Linked DNA regions of Homo sapiens: region 2 is linked to region 1. A link is a loop called in an ENCODE intact Hi-C map of the cell type or tissue named here. Cell type or tissue: K562. All regions are shown on one strand. Links, peaks and the distances in the headings refer to the core of each region. The heading gives the core; the rest is flanking DNA.

The links. A loop is a pair of places that touch in the nucleus more often than their neighbours do. Peaks named below come from ENCODE experiments on the same cell type or tissue, not always from the same donor. Only the 100,000 strongest peaks of a DNase experiment are listed, where the experiment ranks them.
Region 2: a loop joins it to region 1, with 2.2 times the contacts of the local background. A loop is called at or near these places in 2 of 110 quality-filtered maps.

The regions. Positions count from the first base shown.
Region 1 is chr4:159,146,715-159,156,918 of GRCh38, reverse strand. All of the region lies in intron 1 of RAPGEF2 (Rap guanine nucleotide exchange factor 2), which reads right to left. Among named protein-coding and RNA genes, the nearest start is that of MIR3688-1, 23 kb to the right of the region's middle. RefSeq lists a silencer at 5,868-6,162. In K562, for the core only: no CTCF peak of the experiment used is centred there; DNase peaks (open chromatin) are centred at 5,628 and 5,898; H3K4me3 peaks cover 359 bases.
Region 2 is chr4:159,038,298-159,048,501 of GRCh38, reverse strand. It overlaps a transcript of SPMIP2 not described here. Among named protein-coding and RNA genes, the nearest start is that of SPMIP2, 8.2 kb to the right of the region's middle. In K562, for the core only: no CTCF peak of the experiment used is centred there; DNase peaks (open chromatin) are centred at 1,541 and 6,101; H3K4me3 peaks cover 649 bases.

The DNA.
Region 1 (10,204 bases), core at 1,116-9,115:
ATATAAACACTCTGCAAATGGTTGTTATACTATATTTCTTGTTTGTATTGTTTATTGTTGCATTGTTATTTTTGGGTTTGGGGGTTTTTCTTAATATTTCCCATCCATCGTTAGTTGGACGCTGCACCTGCAGATATCGAGACCAACTGCAACAACTATCACAAGGACAGAAAACCAAACACCGCAGGTTCTCACTCATAGGTGGGAATTGAACAATGAGATCACTTGGATACAGGGCGGGGAACATCACACACTGGGGCCTGTCCATGTGGGTGGTTGGGAGCTGGGGGAGGGATAGCATTAGGAGAAATACCTAATGTAAATGATGAGTTGATCAGTGCAGCAAACCAAAATGGGCACATGTATACCTATGTATCAAACCTGCACATTGTGCACATGTACCCTAGAACTTAAAGTATAATTTTTTTTAAATGCAAAAAAAAAGTTCCTCAGGCTAAAAAAAAAATTACATACAAATCATAATTTATAGAAAAGAATTCAGAAAGTAGATATAACACATAGGGATTAAACAGAGATTCTTTTCTTTTTTTAGTTGTGTTATAAAAATTGTTCAAAGAAAATTAGTAACAATATATTCAGAAGTTAACAACACGCAGCAGTAAAATATATAAAACAATTTCAAGTGCTGTGGGATGTTAAGTAGAATGACACTTTCAAAAGATTTTTCATTTCTATTGAGAAACTGAGTCCTGCCAACAGCCAGCTTGGAAGTGGATCCTTCCTCAATCAAGCCTTCATATAAAACTGTAGCCCCAGCCAGAGGATGATTACAGATTTGTAAAAGAACCTGAAGCACTGGAATCTGCTAAGCCATCCTTAGTTCCCTGACCTACAGAAATTGAGACATAACAAGTACACAGTGTTTTAAGCCTAAGTTTTACAGTAACTTTTATAAGGGAATAAGTAGCTCATATATCTAGAAAAATCTTCAAATATTTGGAAACTTGGCAATAAGTTTTTGATAACCTATGAATCAAAGTAAAAGTTATAATAGAAATAAGCAAATATTTAGAACTCAACACTAACTAAAACATATCAAAATTTGTGAGATGTAATTAAAATAGTACCGAGAGGAAATTTTATAGCTATAAGTGTTATATTAAAAATAAATGTTTAAAAAAAAAAAAAGAGTGCATTGTGAGGCATAAGGGATGCATTTACTAATTAAATGGCAGAGGTCTGCCAATAGACAAAAGTGCTGTTTTATTCCTTGAGAAAGACCAAAGTCACACTTAAGAATTACCACGTCTTCTGTAATACTGCTCAAACTAAATTCCAGGAATTTCTACTCTCCTAAATACAGAGTCAATTCAGGTGTGGAACAATAAAATAATGCTCAGTACTGGTCCCACTAGAGAAACATCTGATAACATCTTACATGTTCCCCTACCTGGAAACTTCTTACAAAGAAACTCATCATCTCCTTTCCATTAACTGTATTTCTTCTCAAGACAGAATTCTATTACTGAACATTCCCACCTTTGTTTAAGGCCAAAGGGAAGGAGAAATGCCTGAAGAATCAATTTTCTAATCCTCTGAAATCTTGTCAAAACAAGGACGAGGAAATGTGCAAAAGGTGGCTGTCAATCAAAACGGAAAATTAAAACCACTCAGCGGGAATTTCATATTGGCTTTAAATGCTGTGTTTGCCAACTTTTTCTCACCTACGTATCCTTTCAAAATTCAAAAAAATCTCATTGTCTCCTCACTATAGTTTAAGGTTGTTCCTTGTCCCTAATTTGAGAATCACAGGAAACATACTAGCTGACAGTTTCACTGTGTTAATCTCTGGGGAGATTTACACTATATTTTGGAATATATTATGGAAGTTATAGGATGTTCTGAATTCGAAATATCAAATTTTTATAATACTGCTTCACATCTGAAAATCATCACTTTAATAAACATGTAAGCTACTTAAAAAGTGGTTCATACTATATACTTATAATAGGTTATACAACTGATTGGCTCTCTAAGCAAACAATCATATCTATGGTACACGGATTATCCTCATACCCATTTCTAACAAAAGAGAATATTTGTCTTCGCCCACTTGGCCTAATATAGAATTCATAAGAAGCAGTATAGTAACACGGGAAGGGATCTGACTGAGATCCAGAATCAAATCCTATCTGAGAACCTGAGCAAGTCACCAATTCCCTCTATGTCTCTGATTCAAGAGATCTCTTGATTCTAAAATCTCCATAGTCAATCACAAATTCAGCCTGCTACCTATCCCCAGAAGCAGATTATTTTACAAATTATCAGCACAATAACATAGCTAAACATCAATCACTAACCATTTGATCTTAAATGCTAAATATAGTCACTGGTTTCTGGATGTAATCTCAATTTGTTTTTTGGTGGTTGTTTTTTTTAAAAAAAAAAAAAAGGTGATGTGAGTGGAAGGAGAGAAAAACATAAGAATGTGTTTGTAATCTGAGTTCAGTAATACCGAGTATGCATTCTCCAAATATAGTACACAAAGACTTTATGAGTGAAGGGATTTCAATAGATGTAAACACAACCAGTAAGAGATAGGCAATAAATAATATGTGCTGAGAAAGAAGGATCCACTATTACTGTCCTTTCTACATCTGATCGACCTAGTAAGTTTTCTTGCCATTTCACCAACATACTGAATTCTACTTGCTTCTCTAGTTGAACAACCTTCTAGTTAGCTAAGAAAATTCTTTCCTTTGGACTGCTAGGTGATAATGTATCATTTACTTAAAATTACATTGCCAAATATTAATGGTTATAGAATCATAAAATGCTAGAGCTAGAAAAGACCTTAGAAAGCATCTATTCAACCCTAATTTTATAAGGAAACCAAAGCCTAAAGAAGTTAATCAACTTGCAAAATGTCAGATTCCGTATCTAACCACTCAGTTTATCATTGCAAAGATGGACTGAGAGATAGAAATGTTTAAAAATTAAAACACGGGCCCTTCTTTTGTTTACTCAAGTACTAATTGAACATCGACTGTATACCATGCTAAGCAATGAGGCTTGTATATGTCCTTTTAATGCAAGGTTAGCTAATTCTGTTTTATTTAAAACATCCTGTACTTGCAAATTTGCAGAGTACCCGTCTCTGAACAGCCTACAAGAATTCTACAAATAACTTTCAAGGAGGGGATATTTTCTCAAAGAAACAGCAAAGATTCAATTTCAGGAAAATGTTGGGGGGCAACTGGAGGAAGCAAGAAGGAGACACTACATATACCTGGGAAAATCTAATCACTCCTGTATTAGACCTTAGAAAGTCAGTGATAGGTCAGTTAAAAGGATTAGGATAAGAGACTCTCACAGTGTTCAGTTTTATTTCCAAATTATTAAAACTACCAAGACGGACCTCTAAAAGTCATTCTAAATTCACCAATTTTAATAATGATTTTGGATCCCCAAAGTAGACATTAATTTGATTAATAAGTCTGAGTCTCATTTTTCTTTTCCACAGAGTGAGGAACTGTAACAGTGGTTCTCACACTTCACTGTACTTTACAATCTCCTGTGGAAGCTTTTTTAAAAGTCTGGTGCCCAGGCCACACTCCAAATCGATTAAATCAGAATCCCTCTCAGGTGGGGGGTGGGTGGTGAACCCCAGCAAGATTTCTTTTTAAAGTTCCCCAGATGTTTCAATGTACAGTCAAGGGAACCACTAAATCAGGCAATCTCTTGCATCTAATCCAGTTCCAAAATTCTACATCAAAATCAACTCAAGTCCACTGCACCAGAGAATTTTCATGCTAGTGAAGGCTACTAGTGTAATGAAGTTGTTTGATAAAGGCAAATAAAAGATTATTGAAATAATATAGTAACTGACCAATATAAAAAAGTGTATAAACAATCCAAGTGAAAGTCATATAGCAAGTATTTAAACACTTACTAACTAGATATAAGACAGCAACACCTAAAACCATTAGCTAAAATAGAAGACCATTTCAGCTAAGAACACTTTTAAAATATATAACACTTAGGCCAGGCACGGTGGCTCACGCCTGTAATCCCAGCACTTTGGGAGGCCGAGGGCGGATCATGAGGTCAGGAGATCGAGACCATCCTGGCTAACACGGTGAAACCCCGTCTCTACTAAAAATACAAAAAAAATTAGCCAGGCGTGGTGGTGGGCACCTGTACTCCCAGCTACTCAGGAGGCTGAGGCAGGAGAATGGCGTGAACCTGGGTGGCAGAGCTTGCAGTGAGCCGAGATTGTGCCTCTGCACCCCAGCCTGGGTGACAGAGCGAGATTCCATCTAAAAAAACCAAAAAAACAAAAAAAAGTTTTTAACAGGGGAAACTCAGTAGGGGATATTACAAGAACTTTCTAGACCATCTCCGCAATTTTTCTGTAATCTAAAATTATTCCACAATAAAGTATTCTTGAAAAAACCATAGCCACATGGACATACCAATTTTAAAAATATTTTCTCACAGCTAAAAATAAAACAATGCAAAAGAATTTCATAGATTCAGGAATGGGCATTCTGCCTCTGAGTCCAGATTTAAGTTTTAGAATGATTTACAGACTAGAGAAGAAACATTCATTCTTTTCTTTCTTTCTTATTTTTTTTTAGACAGAGTCTCGCTCTGTCACCCATCCTAGAGTGCAGTGGTGTGATCCTGGCTCACTTGCAGACTCTGCCTCCCACACACAGGTGATTCTCCCACCCCAGCCTCCAAACAGCAGGACTACAGGCGTGCAACACTATGCCTGGCTAAATTTTGTATTTTTTGTAGAGACGAGGTTTTGCCATGTTGCCCAGGCTGGTCTCGAACTCCTGAGCTCAAGCAGTATGCCTGCCTCAGCCTCACCAAAGGCCAGAATTATAGGTGTGAACCATCACATCTGGCCCATTTATTATTTAAATAGTACAAAACCTTACTTTCTACTTTCTCCTTGTCCATATTCAGTGATCAAGACACACTTATTCTTGCTCCTCAACAGCTCCTTCCCACTGCCAATCAAGCATCTGGTTAAAGGCCCTTGTCCCTCTAGATGAAGAAGTACCTGTCTCCTACCAATGCCCTTTTCTCATTCCATCAATGTCGCCCAACTGTTTATTCCTAAGATGCAAAGCTTTAAAGTTTACACCCTACTTTAAACAGACACCCCCCAACACAAATACACACAAACACACACTTACACAAAAAGCCACAAAGTAATCACTGATACTGGCCTTTACATACCTCTCACTACACCTTCCCCAAGCACCCTACTCTCTAACAAATTTATTTCCTGAAGCCCACCACAACTTTGCTTTTTGTTTTTTAATATTTTGCATCCTGTATCAGACTGTCATCTTCTAAAAGCCAAGGAATAGCACATTTTATTTATTCCGATTCATTGTCCACAGACCAGCACAGGACTTTATGCAGAACAGGCCCTTAATACGGTATTTTTAAAAATTTTCTCAAGAACCCAAGTTTCCACATAAAATCAACTTGACAATCTCAAAAACAAACAAATAAACAACCTATTTAATAATCAGCTAACAAGCACTGCTCAAAATTGGGTCATTTGACTGCATTCAATTCATGTTTTCAGTTTCATACCAACTCAGCTGACCTGCACCAAACTGACCTGGACTCCTGAGATAAGCGTTTATCATTGACTGCAGCTGTGAGCAACTATGAGCCCACATGGGAACAAAAAAGCCAAACAGCTGTATGGTATAACTTAAAGTACTTTAAACAGTTGAACCTGCATCTACACTGACTTGTTGCATATGGTAAAATCTAACTTTGAAACCAACATTTACACTCTCTATCATAAATTACACTAATACTTGAAGTATAGGAAATAGGAAAGTACAATATAAGTCTCCGATTTGTCCAAGAATTTTGGGCACAATCAGCAAAATTTCTATAGCCAAGCCCTAGCTCTACTCACTCCTCCAATCCCATTACTTGGTCACCCTCTATTCTCTCGCTTGCTGGATCAGCAGCAACCTACACATACTTCACACTGAAGCTGGAGAGAGAACAGCAGCAAAGCAGAGAAGGAGGGCAGTCAGGGGAACACGAGCTGAGTTACCTGAAACCTCAGCTTCTAGGTCATCACCTGATTCCAAAACAATCCAAATACTGCTGGATCCTCATTATTCAAGGATTCCGTATTCGTGAATTTGCCTACTTGCTAAAATTTATTTGTAACTCGAACAGTCAATACTCCTGGACTTCCATGGTCATTCAAGGGACATGCACAGAGCACCAAAAAATGTTTGTCCAACAAACACATTTCCAGCTGGGGCTGAGCAAGTGGCCCTCTGCCTTCCTGTTTCAATTCTTATACAGTAAACAAGTTTCTCTTCATGGTACATTAGGTCTCAGGTTTTTCCCATTCTTGTGTGTTCTCTGGTGATTCCACTGTTTAAAATGGCCTCCAAACAAAATGCTGAAGTGCTGTCTTGTGTTCCCTAAGCACAAGAAGCCTGTGATGTGCCTTACAGAGAAAATATGTGTGTTCGATACACTTCGTTCAAGCATGAGTTATAGTGCTCCTGGCCAGGAGTTTAATGTTGATGAATCAACCGTATATATTCAATAAGCTATTTTTAAACAAAAGCACACATAATATGGGGTTATGTATTAATTAGCTGATGAAAATGTGACCAGAAGTTTGCAGGAACTTAACCCCGTATTTCCTAGAAGCAATGGTTCATTATTCGCTAATTCAGTGGTCATGGTGACTTTATAGTATATAACTACCACAAATAACAAAATTAACTATTTTGTTTATATACTGTTATATACTGTTATATATTATAGTATATAACTACCACAAATAACAAAATTAATTGATACTGCTAATAACAATATAAATTACTACTACTTGGTGAACCTTCTACTGGGATTTGCGAAGTCTAGAGCAAGAAAAACAGAACATTCTAAGTAAAACAACTTAGATTACAGGGCTAATTTTCTAGATCCAACCTCCACCTGTGCCTGTTTTTAGACCAGTGTTAGTGCCACAACATTTTATAAAGTTTTGAAATTACATTTTCAACATCACATCTGTTTATGATAGCAATTTTGTCTCCTAAGAACTTCTGATTATAGCTGCACTAAAACAAACAATGGGTAAAACTACCCAATACCAAGCAATTTCACTCTATAAGATGCTTACCAGACTGGACAGTCTCAATTACTTAATGCAGTTTTTGAGCACTCACAGTACTATACACACAGAAATAACCTATTTAGGGAAATACATACTCAAAATAATTCTCTGGTTCTTTTTCATTGTTTACAAAAGAACAGTCTCTTATTTTAAAAAAGGGAGTGAGGAGGATGAGGGAGAGGAGATGAAGAGGAAGAAGAAAAACTAAAACTTTAGGCCAGGCGCGGTGGCTCACACCTGTAATCCCAGCACTTTGGGAGGTCAAATTGGGTGGATCACGAGGTCAGGAGTTCAAGACCAGCCTGGCCAAGATGCTGAAACCCTGTCTCCACTAAAAATACAAAAATTAGCCGGGTGTGGTGGCAGGCACCTGTAATCCCAGCTACTTGGGTGGCTGAGGCAGAGAATTGCTTGAAGCCAGAGGCAGAGGTTGCAATGAGCCAAGATCACGCCACTGCACTCCAGCCTGGGCAAGAGGGCAAGACTCTCTCTCAAAAAAGCAAACAAACAAATAAACAAAAAAACTAAAACTTTAAATCTGTGTCCACAAAAAGCAATAGTTTTAAGTGCCAGTTTTATTGTTTATTCAATGAATAAATATTTCAGCTTTATCTTCTGCCCTCTTTCTGTATTTTTATTTAGAACAGTATTTCCCAGAATGTGTTTCATGACAGCTATGCAAAAGGGTGGCTTAGTCAAGTCAATTGATTTTGGGAAACATATATCCTACCCTCTTCCAGCCTTAGAGAGGCAAGATGCAGATTAGAAAATCAAGGGCTCAAAAAATGCTTGCAGTAAACAATAAACTTGTTTAATCCAAGTTTAATTTGGACCCCAAAAATAATTTGTTCACAACATCCTTTTTCCAATAAACAAAGTAACTAACATTTATAAAATATCAAAATTTAAGAAAATAGACTACAAAAAGAAATTACATAAAACAAATATGTTCATAAGAACTAGGTTTAGTTTTGTTTCTTCTAGACCTGTTCTTGACAGTTGCACCAGAATGCAACCAATAAGCAGATAAACGTACACTGTACTATTCAGAAAATGTAATATGAAATCTGGATTCACTTGCAAACTCAATGCTTAAGTACACTCAATCCCAAGAGTGGTTTCCAAGAAAGCCATGAAAAAAAACACAGTGAAAATCCATTTTAAATAGAAGAGTTGGCATTCAATAGGAGTAGTTAAACATGGACCACCATATGTGTTAAGATGCTTCAAAGGATTTAAAGGCAAAACGGAAATAAAATCAGGAAAAATTATTGGAAACATTATATTCAACTCCCCAAATTAGTAAATAATCTGATAGTTTGACTTTCTCTTTATTAAGGAATCATAACACTTTCTGATTCAAAATATAAGAAATAATTTTTAAAACTTTCCTAAAAACAAATATAAGAAACTGGCATTTACAATTTTCAACATCTACTCTCTAGTTATTGAAACCTTGCCTAACTGTCTATACTTTAAAGATAAAGACTGGCACTCAGGGTCAATAAAACTTACTATTTCTTTATGAATACTATTAACTGTAAATGTGGTTGAAGGGCTGTTTTTCAACATCAGATGAGTGATTCTCTAGACTTTGCAATTCAGTAAGCAACAGTAATAATTTTTGATATAGATCTAATATACTAGATGTTAATATAACATCAAATCTATCTTTGCTCTCTTTAACCTAAAAACAAAACAGTTCTTAGCTTTAAAAAAGTTCATAAAATATGTCTATTGTTGAAAATTTTAAATATGAATAGGACAAAATAAGAAATTTTAGATTATCTGCAATCTCTTCAGCCAGAAATAAGATTTTTTAAAACATTTGTGAGGGCCATTTATTAGGCACATGTGCCAGGCATTGCCAAAAACTCTTTCTTTGCTTTTCATCCGATTTAATCCTTTCAACTACCTGTAAATCTGTAAAGGAATCTCTTCAAAGAAAACTTAAGGCACTGAGAGATTAGGTATCTTGACTAAAGTCACACACCTAGTAAGGAGAAAGCAACAATTGGAATCTTTCTGTGGAGATGATTTCTACTCACATGTATATGAATGCATGAGTGTAATTTTTAATGAATATTCAACTACAGTATGCATTCTGTTTTGTAATCAGCTTTCATCACTGACATCTAACCATAAATATCTTCAGGAGCAACTAAAAAATAATCTTTTATTCCAAATTCTTGATTTGCTCTATCAAGCTATTCATTATAAATATTTAATATCTTGCTATTTTTTCTACAACTTTAAGCAATGCTGCAATATACCTCTGCCACTTGATATTGTATGACCTTGGGTAGTCAGCTAACCTGTCTCCTCAAAGCCCTAGGAAAACTGGGTATTACTCTCTTTTTTCTACGAACTTTTCCAGTTTAATAAACCAAAAAAAAAAAGGTATTTTTGTGCAAAACTGCATGTTTAGTTTCTAGTGAAAATCATTTTTCATACACTTCAAACCATTTCTTTTTCTTTTCGTATATTCCTGTCCCTTTATTCATTATATTAACATGTTTGCTTTTTTGAGTTGTAAAAATTCTTTGTGTTTTTTAAAGATAGTACCATTTATGCTGCAAATAATTTTATCCAATAATGTTTAGTCATTAATGTTTAGTTTCAGATAAAAAGAAAAGACTGGTTAATAGAACGGTAAAGTGGAAAATAAAAAAGAGGCCTGGTGCTGTGGCCCATGCCTGTAATCCCAGAACTTTGGGAGGCCAGTGGGGAGGAAACGCTTGATGCCAGGAGCTCAAAACCAGCCAGGGCAACAAAGTGAAACCAATCCATCTCTACAAAAAATAAGAGCAAAAGAGAATGTATAGGTTAATGTTGTCAATGGTGACTCTTTTTTTAAACCTTTATTTTGGAAGTACAGAAAGGCTGCAAAGATATTACAGACAGTATGAGGTCTTTCCTTCCTTGAATCAGGTTGTACCAATGTTTTCACATTAAAAATTATGAAAGCTGGGGAGAAATGACTAGATACCAAAGAAAAGCTGGGAGGGAAGAAACCTAAGTCAGCCCCACAATAGGCAGTGAAGCATCACAGGTAAT
Region 2 (10,204 bases), core at 1,110-9,109, 110 kb after region 1:
GGAAAGGCTGTTCTCAACAGAGGGCTGTCTGCCTTTGTGAAAGACGAGAAGACAAAGCCTAATACAGTGCAACTTCTTTAGAACATTTTCCAGGGAACTGAACATTTTGAATGTTGTACGTGGGAAAACATGCGCCGTGAGAGCAGCACAATGACGGCATTTCACTGTACTTGCACTTGCCAGGCATTCCAGCGCGCCCTGCCTACGAGGCTAACAAATGGGCTTCAACAGGAGATAGCACAGGCTCGGGAAAGCTCTCCTACCCCACCCCCTTTTGTGCTTACACAAAACGGTCAATTATGTCCTTCTGAAACAGAGGCCAGGTCTGTTCTCAAATACCATGCTTTGGAGGAGGTATGATTACTTAAGCGAGTTCAGGTGGCCTAGAGAAAGGCAAAAAGGCAAAACAGTACCTTTACAGACTGCAAAACATCGCTAAAAGCATGAACAATCATCTCTGAAGGAAGGTAAGCACACCAGCACGCGGTAAGCATCCTCATCTCTAAAGACTGGGAGCAGGAGCTCTTTTATTTTCCCTCTTTGTGCTTTCTCTATTACATGCCATTCTGTTACATGCTATCATATCATGGTTCACATATTTGAAACCCCGTCTTCTTATTCATTTAGATTTATTTCAGATTATACAGAATCTCAGGCCACTGAGGAGCAGGTAGTGGGGCAGGCCATTCTCTTTGTCTTTCTTCCATTGTGCTGTGTAGACCCAGAGGCAGGGCTCTCCATAGAACTGGGATTGGGCAACCTCACTGTCAACTACTGGCTCCAGCCTAGTTACTTTTCTGCAGAGCTTGTTTGGTACAGCGCAGGAAATACTACTTCGCTGGGGTTTTCAGTTATCTAAGAGCATCTTGGTATTTTTCAGATTACCAAGAATCTGTGGCAATGTGACTATGACTCAACAGATAAAGCAACCAAGATAGATGACTGATGGAAACCCTGTGTTTTCTAAGCATGTATGATAAGCACTAGGAGATAAAAAAAAATTTAATCAATCAATGGAACAAGGCAGGAATGAGAAGAATGTTTCTAATTTAAAATCTAGCATAAATTTTGCCCTTAAAATCAGAGAAAATATAAAGAATCAGGAAATTTTTTAAATACAAAATTAATCAAGAAAAGTCTTGCTTAAATAGATGAGTATATGGTTTCAGACACAAATAAATGTATATATGTATGGGGTTTTCCTTTTCTGTTAGGATTAAGTAACTTTTTGGAGCAAATTTATTTAGAAGTTGATTATTCAGTTTGTGTATAAAAATCTACTTTTTATAATTTTTTTAAAAACTATAAAATGCACAAGATTAGATTTTTTTGAAAAACACAAATAATATTTTTAACTTTTCTAAATGCTAGGTTCCAGAGCATAAGTGGTCTAACAAAACTGATCAAGTCATGGTCACTGAAGTGGAGTGCTCTAAAAGGCCTCAAAGAATACAGGAATGAAAGAATGAGGCAACCAAAGGTCAAAGTCTGGATAACTTCCAACTCTCTGTCCATCAACCCCGCCTTACCACACCTCTTATGGATCGATCATTCTTCCACCATGTGATGGGTTGTATAGAGTCAGCTTTGATGCTTAACAGGCTGAAGCAGCACTATAAACAGCTGAAGGGCTGGGCGTAGTTGCTCACGCCTGTAATCCCAGCACTTTGGGAGGCCAAGGTGGGTGGATCACTTAAGGTCAAGAGTTCGAGGCCAGGCTGGCCAACATGGTGAAAGCCCGTCTCTTCTAAAAATAGAATAATTAGCTGAGTGTGGTGACATGCACATGTAGTCCCAGCTTCTTGGGAGGCTGAGGCAGGAGAATCGCTGGAACCAGGGAGGTGGAGGTTGCGGTGAGCCAAGATTGTGCCACTGCACTCCAGCTTGGGCAACAGAGCAAGACTCTGTCTCAGTAAAAAAACAAACAAACAAACAAAAAACAAAACAAGAAATGAACAAACAAAAAAACACCAAAACTGAAAGTTCAATATTTAACATTCTTGCTCTTAAAATACTCCCAGTGCTGCTGAGGACTTCTCATTGGCTACCTGTAACCTGTATCCCTACCTCCTGTTGTTCATGCCCTTTGTAATGCCCTCCCCTTCAATGTGAGCTGGGTTTTGTGAACTTGTTTCTAGCAAACACGATGGGGCAGAGGTGATGAAATGGCACCTGTAAGATTAGGTTACAAAATAACCGTGGCTTCTGTCTCAGGTGCCCTCTCTCATTTTCTCCATCTGAAGGAAGCCGGCTGCCCTTTTTTTTTTTTTCTTGAGACAGGGTCTCACTCTGTCACCCAGGCTGGAGTGCAGTGGCTCAGTCACTCTCATTGCAGCCTCGACTTCCTGAGTTCAAGTGATCATCCTGCCTCAGCCTCCCAAGTAGCTGGCACACACCATGACACCTGGCTAATTTTTGCAGACAGAGTTTCGCCATGTTGCCAAGGCTGGTCTCGAACTTCTGAGCTCAAGTGATTTGCCCGCCTCGGCTTTCCAAAGGGCTGGGATTACAGGCAGGAGCCACCGTGCCCGGCCTCAGCTGCCATGTTTTGAACTGCTCTATGGAGAGGCACACAGTGCACTCCAATACCCCTCCAAGGAACCAAATCCTGCCAACAACCATGTGAGAGAGCCTGGAATCAGATCTTCCCTCTTGAGTCTTCACATAAAACCTCAGCCCCAACTGACGGCTTGCCTGCAATCTTACGAGAGATCTTGAGCCAGAGGCACCTCGCTAAGCAGTGCCCAGATTCCTGACCCACAAAAACTGTGAAATGGTAAATATTTGTTGTTTTAAGCCACTAAATTTTAGAGTAATTTGTTATGTAGCAACAGATAATGAACACCCCAGTGTTGTTCAGTTTCAGCCTTCCAGCTTCTTCAGGCTGCCTTCTCTCACCCTTTCTCTCTCATAGCTATTCCCACCCCCACATTCCTTTTACTTCTTTTGTGCAGAAGTTTAAAACTGTCTCCTTTAGGCTGGCCCTTTTAGGCTATGCCCTATGGGTTTCTTCTCCTTCACTTTCAATGGCCTAAAAATAATAAAGAAAGGTTTCAACCTAAGTGAAACTTTAGTGTTAGCTGTTATGAGAACAATTTTTTCAACTTATATTAAGAAAGTGAGTTATCCAAAATAAATAATGTATCTCAAAAATACCTTAGCTTTTATACATTTTATAAAGTTGAGATTAAAAATCTTGATTAAATAATCAAATCCTTGAGTAATTAAACTTTTTATAGTAATTAGACAAATTATTTTCAAATATTTTATCTGGAATATTTTTATCTTTGGCCTACCATTTTATTTGGATTATTACAATATGTTTTTGTATGAGATGTATCTACATCTGAAATCCTCAACTTTCCAGACTTCTGGGCTCAGCTATAACTTCTTTTTTTTTTTTTCTTTTTTGAGACAGAGTCTCACTCTGTTGCCCAGGCTAGAGTGCAGTGGTATAATCTCGGCTCACTGCGACTGCCACCTCCTGGGTTCAAGTGATTCTCCTGCCTCAGCCTCCTGAGTAGCTGGGACTACAGGCAGCTGCCATCACACTGACCAATTTTTGTATTTCTAGTAGAGATGGGGTTTCACCATGTTGGCTAGGCTGGTCTCAAACTCCTGACCTCAGGTGATCCGTCCACCTTGGCCTCCCAAAGTGCTGGGATCATAGGCGTGAGCCATCGTGCCCAGCCAGCTCAGCTATGACTTTAACACACTAAAGAAAATGCCTTGTGCCACCCTTGTCCCATTCGTCACCTTGAAAAATGTTATATTGGAGGTAACAAATAAAATTAAAATTAGGCTTTTCCTCCTGGATGACTGGAGCACAGAAAAACCCTCACGAACTCCCCTTCCAAGGGCTGTGTGTCCCTCTCCACCTACCCCCATTTTTCCCACACTCTTCTTGTCTATCTTGCTGTTTTTCCCCCAGTTCCAAAGCTCCCAAATTCATTCTCCACCACGACATTATTTCTCCTTAATACAGGGCCTTTTGACTTGATTTTTTTTTAACTTCTCCCATCTAGGTTGTGTGATAGTAGGGAGGGGAGGGGCCTCTGGTTACAACACAAAGGAGGTCCCAGACCCATTTGTGTTTTCTTTTTCTTTCTCTCTTTTTTTTTTTTTTTTTTTTTGAGATGGAGTCTCAATCTGTCACCCAGGCTGGAGTGCAATGGCTCGGTCTTGGCTCACTGCAACCTCCACTTCCTGGGTTCAAGCAATTCTCCTGCCTCAGCCTCCCGAGTAGGTGGGACTACAGGCACCGTGCCCAGCTGTGTTTTCTTTCCCAGATGTTGTCCTCCCCTTCAGCTCAAACTTCCTTGCCACTGAAAATAACATTTTAAAAATGTTATACTAGAGTTTAAATAAAATGATTAAGTTTAAAAATCTTGATAAAATATACAACAAGAAAAGTAATTTTCTCATTGAAATACTGCTGAATTTGCTAAAAAACGAAAATTTTCAAAGTGGAGTATTTTCTTAATCCTGGCCCAAATGCTCATAAGCCTGGTTATAATCCATTTCAGGTAAAAGGTAAGAGCTGTTTTTATGTTATAATTATAAGACTCTCTTTGGGGATCAATAGTCACGTATTTGAATGTTCATTTTATGGCATGGCAAATGAATGGCAAATATTAAGAGCTTATGTCTTCTCTTTTAACATCAAAAGTATGACACTGAAACTAATCCTGGATTGTAGCCTGCTGTAAATTGTGCTTAGTCTCAGGAAGCTGGGTGAAGAGGAGACACTCAACTTCAGACATTGGTTCTAAGGAGGAACTGTAGAAGAGCTTATGGAAGACTACATAGTAATTCTAGATGACATTCAATTGTATTTTTAAAAAATAAATGTAAAGGTGGGGTGCAGTGGCTCACGCCCGTAATCCCAGCACTTTGGGAGGCCGAGGCGGGCGGATCATGAGGTCAGGAGATTGAGACCATCCTGGCTAACACAGTGAAACCCCGTCTCTACTAAAAATACAAAAAATTAGCCAGGCAAGGTGGTGGGTGCTGGTAGTCCCAGCTACTCGGGAGGCTGAGGCAGGAGAATGGCGTGAACCCTGGGAGGCAGAGTTTGCAGTGAGCCGAGATCGCGCCACTGCACTCCAGCCTGGGCGACAGAGTGAGACTCCGTCTCAAAAAAATAAAATAAAATAAAAAATAAATGTAAATATTTCTATTCCACTATGAAAATGCATTTACCCAGGAAGATAAGAAGGGTTGGTTTCTGGCTGTGCACTGGGGAAACATTCCCTCTCTGCTTCCCTCTTGGCAGCTAACTGTATCCAGTGTTTTCAAAGGGAGTTGGAAGTTTCTAGGGAAAATAACTCGAAACATGTTTGGTAAACTGGATAGGGGATAGAAAATAGGGAGTTAGTGAGGGAGAAGGGTGCTGATGAAAGAAAATTTCCACAGGTACATTTTGCTAAGTGGTAGAAAGAATTCACGAGGAGCAAAGAATAAGAATGGCATGGTGCCCTGGATTCAATAGAAGACCTGGGGGTCAGAGTAGAGGAGTTTTAAAATCAAAAGTACCTAGGCTAGGCGCGGTAGATGACAGCCTGTAATCCCAGCACTTGGGGAGGCCAAGGCAAGTGGGTCACTTGAGCCCAGGAGTTGGAGACCAGCCTGAGCAACATGGCAAAACTCTGTCTCTACTAAAAATGCAAAAATTAGCCAGGTGTGGTGGTGCATGCCTGTAGTCCCAGCTACTCGGGAGGCTGAGGAACAAGAATCACTTGAACCCAGAAGGCAGAGGTTGTAGTGAGCAGAGATTGTACCACTGCACTCCAGCCTGGGTAACAGAGCGAGACTCTGTCTCAAAAAAACAAAAACAAAATAAAAAAAGTACCTAGTGAGTCCCTAGCCAGTCAGTAGTGTGCTTGCTAAATAATTAAAAGAGTTGTCACCCAAAATTGTGTTGTTTTGTGGGGGCCCAAGAAAACCTTCTGGGGACCCTCTAAGAAAGCATCTCATAGTGGAAGGGACTTGTTTCCCTTCTCGTTGAGCCAAGGAGTCCAAGTCAGAATGGCAATACACAGAATGGAACAGTAGCCAGAAGCCTAGTGGCAGTTGAGTGATCTGGGGATCAGAGATTAGCAGAACTTCACTTTGGCCAACGGCCAATGTAGAGAAGTGCTCCACTGGCTTGATAAAACAGGTTTGAGCAGCAGCCAAGTCAAAACTTACAGAGCAGCAGCCTCGAAGAGAGCAAAGAGGGAAGCGTGGGCATCTGGGACCTCCAGAGACTTGAGCTGGTGGACGGAGGAGAGGAGACATTTGAAAGGAGGTTGATTTTTTATAGTTACAGGGGTGGGAAAGATACTAAACTAGGAAAATATTAGGATTGAATGATACAATCAGTTCATTTGCACTCACAGGCTGGGAAGTTACAATAGCCCACAGAGGGAATAGTTTCTAACTATGATCAGTTTTTCATATGGGAGAATTTCAATCGTGTAAAAATAACATTTTGAAAAACATGTTTGTTGAAGATCAAATTTAGATTTCAGTTATTAAGAACCCAAAATAATTAGCCAGATTTGGGAATCAACATTCTCTGTCGTGGATGTACAATAAGGCAAAACTTTGACACTAAACTGTAGAACTCACCTCTTCGTGAATCAGGGTAATAATTCTGTGTCATAACACTATTGTGCAGATAACAAGAAAAGTTTGGGGAAAGTGTTTAGCACAGTGTCTGGCACATAGTAAGTGTCCAATTATATTTGTTCATTGATCAGTGAAAAAGGCTTCACCAGAAAATTAAACTGGTGGGAGGAGAAAGACCACATAAAACACTAAAGCAATCTCCAAGGGCTTTTGACATCCACAACACCATGAATGAGATGACAGTTTCTTTTACAAGGCAGAATAGAGAGAAAAACATTCCGAACTGAGAATCAGGAGTGTTGGGGTTTTTTGGTTGTGGTGGTGGTTCTATTTTCAACTACCCTGGTACCTTTGGTTAACTCCTCAACTAACCTCTTCCAGTGTCAGACAGCTCATGGGAAAAATAAGGGGTTCAGTCTTAGTAATAGGTAGGGTTGCTTTTAATGATGACAACTCATGCATTTATAAGATATGACCATTATTGCTTCTATAACACTGGCTTTAAATTATCTGTTGTTTTTTAAATGTGTAGTATAGCAATTACAGGATAGAAATTATAATGTTTTGTGTATTTATTTTTAAAAACTGTGTGTCCATAGAAAAAGCCTAAGTGTTGCATCATCCCCAATTAAGTTAACTACAACTGGGGGAAGTTGGGTTGATTGGCCCGGCAGGGAATAGCACCACTATACTCTCAGCGTCATCTTACCCAAATTAGAGTTAAATGAGCCAGAGGAAGACTACAGACTCTTTTGTGAGCTGGTGTTGCAAATTCAAATACAAAAAGTAAAGTTATGATGGTCGCTGTTTAAATTTGTATTAATCATCTATGTTTTTTCAGGGAAGAATGGGGTGGGTGGCAAGGATTTAGGGGAAGCATGATGAGACCAATATTGCAGCTGATATTTATTGAATACATACCATGTAGCAGGCACTGTGGCAAGCACTTTACATCCATTATCCCAATTGACTTATAGGTAGGCACAATGATTCTCATTTCATAGAAAAGCAACCTGCCAATGTTACTCAGACGAGTTGTTGGGATTTGAAGCCAAGTCTGTGGCTCTATTCAGTGTGTTTTCCAGATTATTTCCTGAATATAGAATACATGGAAAAGACATAAAAATATGTGGTACTAGGCTGGGTGCAGTGGCTCACAACTTTGGGAGGCTGAGGTAGGAGGATATCTTGAGGCCAGGAGTTCAAGACCAGCCTGGGAAACACAGTGAGACCTTTTTTCTACAAAATGTACAAAATTTAGCCAAGTGTGGTGGTACACACCTCTAATCTCAGCTACTTGGGAGGCTGAGGCAGGAGGATCTCCTAACCCCAGGAGTTTGAGGCTATAGTGAGCTATGGTCCCACCACTGCACTCCAGCCTGGACAACAGTGAGACTCTGTCTCAAAAGAAAAAATACAGACCGGGCGCAGTGGCTCACACCTGTAATCCCAGCACTTTGGGAGGCCGAGGTGGGCGGATCACGAGGTCAGGAGATCAAGACCATCCTGGCTAACACGGTGAAACCCCATCTGTACTAAAAATGCAAAAAATTAGCCAGGTATGGTGGCACGTGCCTGTAATCCCAGCTACTCGGGAGGCTGAGGCAGGAGAATTGCTTGAACCTGGGAGGCAGAGGTTGCAGTGAGCCAAGAGCACACCACTGCACTCCAGCCTGGGCAACAGAGCGAGACTCCGTCCCAAAAAAGAAAAAATACATACATATATACACACACACACACACACATATTTAAGTACCATATATATATTTAAGTACTATACATATAGTGCTTAAAAGTATAAGGTTCACTGCTAAACGGTGGCAAAGCTTTCCAGTTTACCAAGTGTGCTTCATAATAGGATATTTGAATGTTATTATGTAATTGTAGTACATTCTGACCTGTGTTCATCTAGAGATATATCTCTGCTATATAATAAAAGCTTCTAATTTGTATCACTTTTATATCATTAAGATATATAACTTGATTCTTTCGCAAATGTTAAAACAAGATACTTTTACAGGGCCACTGCATTGGCCTCCAAGTTGTAACTGGTAAAGTGGTTATCAACTCTGAATTAGCTATTCAATTATCGAAGCGAGACAATAGCCAACATCTCATCTGTGCTGAGCAGCAAACCCTGAGTTTCATCAGAAGAGCAACTATTGATTCATAAACAATAGGGATTTTCCGTAACAAAAGGCATCTGGTGGCTCATGGAGACCACTTTTAGTCCCAGTAATGAGTTCAGTCGCTGTCACAATACTTTATGACAATTTGGGCTTAATTTTAACTGCTCTGTTAGCCTGTTGTGCAGCATGTACAAATCCACATCTAGTCAATGCCATCAATTTATTCATTGGCCCCCGTTTTCTTTCTTTTGTTTTCTCTGTGTTATTTTGGGGTACCACTACTCACTAGTCAGCCAAACTAGAAAACTGGGGGTCATTCTTACTCTTCGATACACACTCCAAATGTGTCTCCTCTGTGCCTGGCTTAGTTCAGGCCCCATCTCCACTCCCCTGGGCCACTTCAACAGTTTCCTGCTGGGCCCCAGACTCCTCGCTTTTCTTAAGCCCATTCTCCACACAGTCAGGTGTCTTCTATTTAAACCCAACACCAACCAGTGTCTGCTCGTTTAAAACCTTTCAGAGGGCCAGGTGTGGTGGCTCACGCCTGTAATTCCAGTATTTTGGGAGCCTGAGTCAGGAGGATTGCTTGAGCCCAGGAGTTCCAGACCAGCCTGGCCAACATGGTGAGACACCATCTCCTGTAGTCTCAGTTACTCTGGAGGCTGAAGTGGGAGGATCACCTGAGCCCAGGGCAGTCAAGGTTGTAGTGAGCCATGATTGAGCCCCTGCACTCCAGCCTGGGTGACACAGTGAGACTCTGCCTCAAAAGAGTAAAATAAAATAAATAAATAAGACTATAAAACCATCAGGGGTCCTCATTACCTACAGAGCAAAGCTCCAGCCTCACCTCCCAGCTCACCCTCCTAGTGATGACTCTCTAGCAATGAGGAACTTGTATTTTTGCTAGGCACAGTGCTATTGGCTGTTTCTCCCCTCCTAGCCTTTTGTTCAAGCTATGCCCTTTGCACAAAATGCCCTCACCACCCACCCCAACCTCCAGCTCCTTGTCCCTTGTCTAGATCCTAGTCATTCTCTACAACACAGTTCAAACATCGCTGCCTCAAGGAAACCCTGCCTCACCACATCATCAGCCCTCAGCTTCCGTCCCAGCCCCGGCCAAGTGATCTTCCTCTCTGTTCCCATGACTCTGGGAAATCAGGTATTTACTAAATGTATTACTACATTTATCATTACTCTTACTACATTGTATTTTCATTCTCTGTTTATGTGTTTCTTTAGAATGTTAGCTCATTTTTAAAAAAATGTAGGATGGAAAAAAGTCAACAACTTGATAGAAAAAGAGGTAAGACTAGATAGTTCATAGCATATAATGTACATGGCCCTGACGCACATGAAAGCATGTTCAATCACACTAACAAGAACAGAAGTGTAAATTACTATGTTACCATTTCTTACCTGTCATATTGAAAAAAATTAGAAAGTTTGACCACATAGTCTGTGGG